Regions from separate parts of the Homo sapiens genome. Here region 1 is linked to region 2. Evidence: chromatin loops called from intact Hi-C (ENCODE). Cell type or tissue: PC-3. All regions are shown on one strand. Links, peaks and the distances in the headings refer to the core of each region. The heading gives the core; the rest is flanking DNA. Region 1 has its middle 2.5 kb from the start of SALRNA2. Region 2 overlaps TLE3 (TLE family member 3, transcriptional corepressor).

The links. A loop is a pair of places that touch in the nucleus more often than their neighbours do. Peaks named below come from ENCODE experiments on the same cell type or tissue, not always from the same donor. Only the 100,000 strongest peaks of a DNase experiment are listed, where the experiment ranks them.
Region 1: it touches region 2 in a loop (15-fold over the local background); 2 of 110 quality-filtered maps call a loop at or near these places.

Annotation. Positions count from the first base shown.
Region 1 is chr15:70,631,248-70,634,153 of GRCh38, forward strand. No RefSeq gene overlaps it. Among named protein-coding and RNA genes, the nearest start is that of SALRNA2, 2.5 kb to the right of the region's middle. RefSeq lists an enhancer at 1,907-2,445. In PC-3, for the core only: no CTCF peak of the experiment used is centred there; DNase peaks (open chromatin) are centred at 1,444 and 1,794; H3K4me3 peaks cover 513 bases; H3K27ac peaks cover 2,238 bases.
Region 2 is chr15:70,092,132-70,095,022 of GRCh38, forward strand. TLE3 (TLE family member 3, transcriptional corepressor) reads right to left here. Exons shown (of 20, transcript NM_001105192.3): 4 at 2,401-2,445. Among named protein-coding and RNA genes, the nearest start is that of TLE3, 4.3 kb to the right of the region's middle. In PC-3, for the core only: no CTCF peak of the experiment used is centred there; a DNase peak (open chromatin) is centred at 1,710; H3K4me3 peaks cover 2,500 bases; H3K27ac peaks cover 2,368 bases.

The DNA.
Region 1 (2,906 bases), core at 263-2,762, 540 kb after region 2:
TTTCTAGTTAGCTCTTAGCAACTCCGGGGAAAGGGGCATTTTTCTCTGCCAATATTTGCATGTCCATTCAGAAAAGAACTCCAACTGGCCTTGCTTGGATGTTCACACCCTTAACTAGTCCCTGTGGCCAGGGACAGGGCATCCTGGTTTGGAGTGAGTGAGGCAGTTATTTACCTGCCTGTAGAGGACAGGTGGAAAAGGGGGAGGACATTTAGCTCTTCAAAGAAAAATAGCAGGTGTCCACATAGGGACCTACGAGCTTTCCCAAACTGGGGACACCAGTGCTGGCCATGGGAAAGGGACCTTTGTTGGGGTGGAGGCACAGGGGAACGCCTGAGGAGTGAAGCTGTGATGGGGCTCGGGGCTGCCTATCCGGAGGTGTGCATTTCCCTGCCTGTGCTCCCAAGAAGGAGCCCCAAATGTTTCTCTGGTCTCTCTAAAGTGCTCAGCAGGGAGCAGCAAAATTACCAAGTTTAGCATAAACTCCCCTCCCCACCTTGTCCCAGGACAAAGTAAAGAGCTGGTGAAACTGCTCACAAACATTGCCAGGTGTGCACAGAAGCAGGCACACAACAATGAGAGTCTCCGGACCTGGGGCAGGGAGTCCCATCCTGCCAAATGCAGAGTCCTATCTTTGTTGACAACTTAATCTCTCAGAAAGTAGGGGAACAAGAACAACTGCTTCCACAGACTTAATTGTGGTCAACAAAGAACTGGCTGTTGAAATGGCAAAGAAAGGAAATTGAGAAAACATAACCATACACTCAGAATGTGTTTGTGGACTAGGTATGTGTCCAGAGCTGCCGCTCGCCCCTTCTATTTTGGACACCTGAGACCTTGCACATTAGGTATGGGCAGGGCCACCTGGAAAAGTCAGATTTAATGCCTCCAGAAGCTGCCCACAGTCATCTAGGGATCGAAGTTTGGTGAATCAGTACCCCAGCCCCCCAGCTTCCTTTTCCTTTGTCAGACAACTCTGCAGTGTGCTCTACAGGATCTCCCAGGGGTCCCCAGCAGGTTAAGCTTTCATTGCCTACAGCAGTAACTTGCATGATAACACACACACAGCAAGCAGTAACTTGCACACACACAGCGGTAACTTGCGTGATACACACACAGCAGTAACTTGCACACACGCAGCAGTAACTTGCATGATAACACACACAGCAGTAATTTGCATGATACACACACAGCAGTAACTTGCATGACATACACACACAGCAGTAACTTGCATGACATACACACACAGCAGTAACTTGCATGATACACACACAGCAGTAACTCACATGATAACACACGCAGCAGTAACTCGCATGATACACACACACAGCAATAACTTGCATGACACACACACAGCAGTAACTCACATGATACACACCCAGCAGTAACTTGCATGACACACACAGCAGTAACTCACATGATAACACACACGGCAGTAACTTGCATGACACACACAGCAGTAACTTGCATGACACACACACAGCAGTAACTCGCATGATAACACATGCTGTATGCACTTCATTTCCTTCTTGTCTCTCGTCTCCACTCCTTCAACCATTTCCTTTCTTAAAAAACTATTTGCACTTACATCCTTCTCTCAGGTTTTATGTCTGGTGGGACTCAAACTAAGACAATGCAATAGCTACAAAAGTAAATTCTAGGAACCTGGAGACATAGTAGTACAGTGAATAATTGGATAGGCTTTATAGTCAAACCATCTATGCTTGCATACACCACTAGTGTGTAAATATTTAATATTCAAACAATTGTTGTATATAAACTTTAGGAAGTAGATTTCAAGAAAGGCAGAACTGGAAACTCTAGAAAAAGGAAGATGACTCAAGAAGGAGAGGGGACTTGTTAAAAGTCTGAGAATAGACAAATAATTCATTCGTCAGAGGTAACCACAGAAATACAGTGACTTCCCAGGACAGGTGTTTAAAGGACAAAGGGCAGAGGGAGTAGTCATGAGCCAGACAGAGAACAAAGGCCCCCTGCCCCAGCCTGCAAGATGCTGGGGAGACCAAGCCCCAGAATGCGCTGCAGCTTGCAGATATCCCAAGGACAATAGAAAGAGCTTTGTTAAAGTATGCCCCAAACAAAACAGAGAGGGAGAAAGGGACACACTGGCGCTTGGAGCGGAGTGTGCTGTTCACGGGTGATGGAGAAAAAACTGAACTATTCAACTCCCGTCTTACTCCTGTCTTTCCCATCAAAGCAAACGATTTAAAACATAAAAGGTGAAGACAAACAGAGTTAAGAGGAAATCAGCAGTCAGCTAAAATCCCAGCAGGCTCTCTGGCTTCGCAAGTTTCCTAGACTGGTAGACAGACATGCGGGTGAGCCAAGGAGGCTGGGCTTGGGCTCAGACGCTGACAAGCTCTCTTGGTCAGCGGGGCAAGTGATAACCAGAAGTGGGCTGCAGGCTCTGGCCTCAGCCCCAGTGTGTTTTCCAAGAAACTGAATGAAGATACTAAACACAGGGCTTATCACAGAGATGCCTCCAAACCAGCGGGTCTCAACAAGGGTGATTTTGCCTCCCCAACAAGGGAAACTTTGGCAATGTCTAGAGACCAATTTTGGTAATTGCAACAAGGCTATGGTGGGGGTGCTACTGCTATCTAGAGAGTAGAGCCCAGGGATGTGGCTGAACTTCCTGCAAGGCACAGGGCAGGTCCCATGACAAAAAATTATCTGACCCAAGATGTCAGTAGTGCCAAGATTGAGAAGCCCTACTCTGAGAAACCCCCCTCAAGAGATGGCTGTTGAGTGAATTAATGAGACGTTGAGCATCCACTATGTGTCCTGAGAAAGCACAGATGACTAAGACACATTCTCTCCGCTCACGAGCTCATACTTTCTTCCAAGAAACAGATACAAGTGGCTGTGTTACAGTATACAACATG
Region 2 (2,891 bases), core at 392-2,891:
AGGTCAGCTGATAAACTTGTTTGCTCAGGCCTAACCACCATTCGCCAAATGCACCCAAGACCCACACTACAATTAGTGGCAGGGCTTTCTTCTACAGAACCCTTGCAAACCTAGGGAGTGGCCAGCTCCATTAGATCAGGGTTGCATTTCACGGCACAGGTTTCTTCACCTCCTTGCCTCTTTGTTCCTCCACAGCCACAGGGTGATTTCACCCAACTCAGAGACTGCCATAAGCTTGCAAAGCCACTGCATTCAGAGCACACATGTTCAGGCTGGGAACTCAGGCTAGAGGGCAAAGGTGAGTGGCAAGCAAGGTAAAGTGCCCAGTGGGGAAGCCAGAGGGCTGGATTTGAATCCCAGCTCTGCCCTCCTGGCCTCCCTGAAGCCTCAGTTTCCTCACCTATAAACAGGGGGCAAAGAATGCCTCTATCCACCACTGGCAGCTGAGAGGATTAAATGAGACAACGTAGCCAAACCCCAGGCATTCTCCCCTTAAGAACCTTGTTTGGGGAATGGCCAGAAATCCCAGATGTACACAGCTGCTCTTTATATAAACCCCACCACCAAATGCGTTAAGATATTTAACTCTTCCTGCGTTCACAGCATCCCCAGGACTCACAGAACAGATCTGCTGCGAGCCAAGGTGGATTCTTAGTGCCAAAGCACCATTCATTCACAGACATGCGGAACACCACCCATGCAGACCTCAACATGCAACGAGACATTACACCTTAATTACCAAGCTCTTCCAATAACTGCTGCTATAAATTTTAAACCTGGGTGCAATTACCCTCTTTAAACACACCCAAGATACTATTTGAGAAAAAAAAAATTAAGACAGGGCAGACAAAGGGAGGAAGTGGCACCCTGCATACACCCCAAGGTCCTTGAAACACCTGGGCCCCCAGTTCCATTTCAAGCATTCTTCCGGGACCTGGCCCCTTCCAGTTGCAGAACCTGTCTCTATTCTATTTTTCCAAGGAGAAATATCTTTACGTATAAAGCCCTGTCTATTATTTCTGTGTGTCAAGAAGTAAAAACATGGTAGCCTTCATGTGCCTTCCTAAGGGACTAACTAATCCCTCAGGAAGCCACAAGCTGGCTTCCCACACATTGCTCAATAAACTCAGGCCCCTTTCTGGCTTCCCTTCACCCAACACTGGGGGCTCCCTCCAGGAGGGGAAAGGAAACTACAGATCCCAAAGGCTCTATAGGAAGCCACCCGAGTGGGTAGGAATCTGCCCACTTTCCAGGGTCACCTGCCCTTCTCACCTGCCCTGGGTCCTGCCTCCTTAAAGAGCAAAATTGAAACCTTGTAAACGACTGTTAATTTAGAGCAGAAAATCCATTCAAGTCACGGTCACCAAAGGCTAGAATGAGTCAACAGCCTTCTGAGATTTCATGAACACCAATTGTTAAAAAGAACAACCGGCCTGCCTGCTCCATTTATACGTGCCAAGTCAACTCTAAACGTTGGCCAAGCCAAATTATAGGCAGCCTTTCCTCAGAACACAAATACACAAACAGGCCTCTCCCACAGCCCAGCCTAGCACTGGGACTAGTTACTGATATGCACTGAGATAAAGGGTGTTTGTATTTGCTCGGTTTGAGGTATACTGTTATTAGAAGAGTGACAATACCAGGTAGTTTACATATCCATCAAACGACACCACACTAGCTAAACTGGTTTGACTTCAGGATTTCAAAGCTGAGCTCAACCCCCAGCCATCTCGAAAGTCCTGGCTAGGCTGCCCCTGGGCAAGTTACTTCACCCAGGAGCTTCAGCTTCCTTCTCTGTAAAATGGGAACTCGGCTGCCTTCAAATCAAGACAGGGATGAGAAAGCCACCTTGTCAATGCAAGGCACTGAAGTTGTATTTCATTCTGGCTTCATATTTTTAAGCAGTTAGTGGCTTCGTTCCCTTAAATTTCGACAGCTCAGCCTGGCTTTTAAGGTTCTTGAAGTTTAATCTTATCAAGGCAGAACATCACATTTCTGCAAAAAGAAAAAAAAAAGGAGAAAGAAAAAAAAAATCCTCCTGCATTTCCTCTTGAGAATTTTACATTAAAACAGATAAAAGCAGCCAGCCACCTCTGGGCTTTCAGGAGTTTGTAAAGCAGATCCTGGAGGTACAACTTTCCCTTTGGTCCTTTATCCTCCACCGAGATCCAAGACCAGGACTAATTTCACAAGCTCAAATGCTAAAAGCTCAACATGTCTAAAAAAAAATCAGCAAAGCCTCAGACCTTGCATTTCAAGGACTGGATCCATTCACTCTTCAAGGAGAAGGGGGAGGAATCGAAGAAGCAGGCTCACTTTCAAACAAGAGAGAACATAAGAAGTCCACATATATAAGTTTTTAAAAAATGAAATATATTTTTAAAAGAGAAAAGCACTTACCTGCTTGTGCATTTCAATGTTCAAGCCATAGGACATCTCATAGTACTAAAAGTAAAAAGAATGGCTATTAACAGACAACACAGAAATCTGGTCATTTTTCAAAATCAGTTTTTTCTTGGAAAGGTTTTGGCCAAATCATACTTTTACGATACATTTGCTAAAGAAGTTTAAATCAAACCCCAAAGCCAGCTTACAGAGCGGTTTAAGAGCTGACAAGGGCGAGCGTTCCTCTCATCTCAACAGAACGTTATATTATGTGGTAGTAAGGGGAGCTGGGCCTTCCCTCCCACAAGCACCACATGTGCCCTATATCCTGTTTATACAAGGTTCAGGTTCAACAGGGAATCGTGTGTACACTGGGACCCTCTTGTCCTCTGAGAGTTATTTAGCACTGTGTCGAAGGCCTCTTATGTGGAAAGCAGTGCAGGGAGCCGTGCCCTCTCACAAATGAAGATTAAAACTTGCTGGGCAAAAGGAAGACAGTCTGCCTA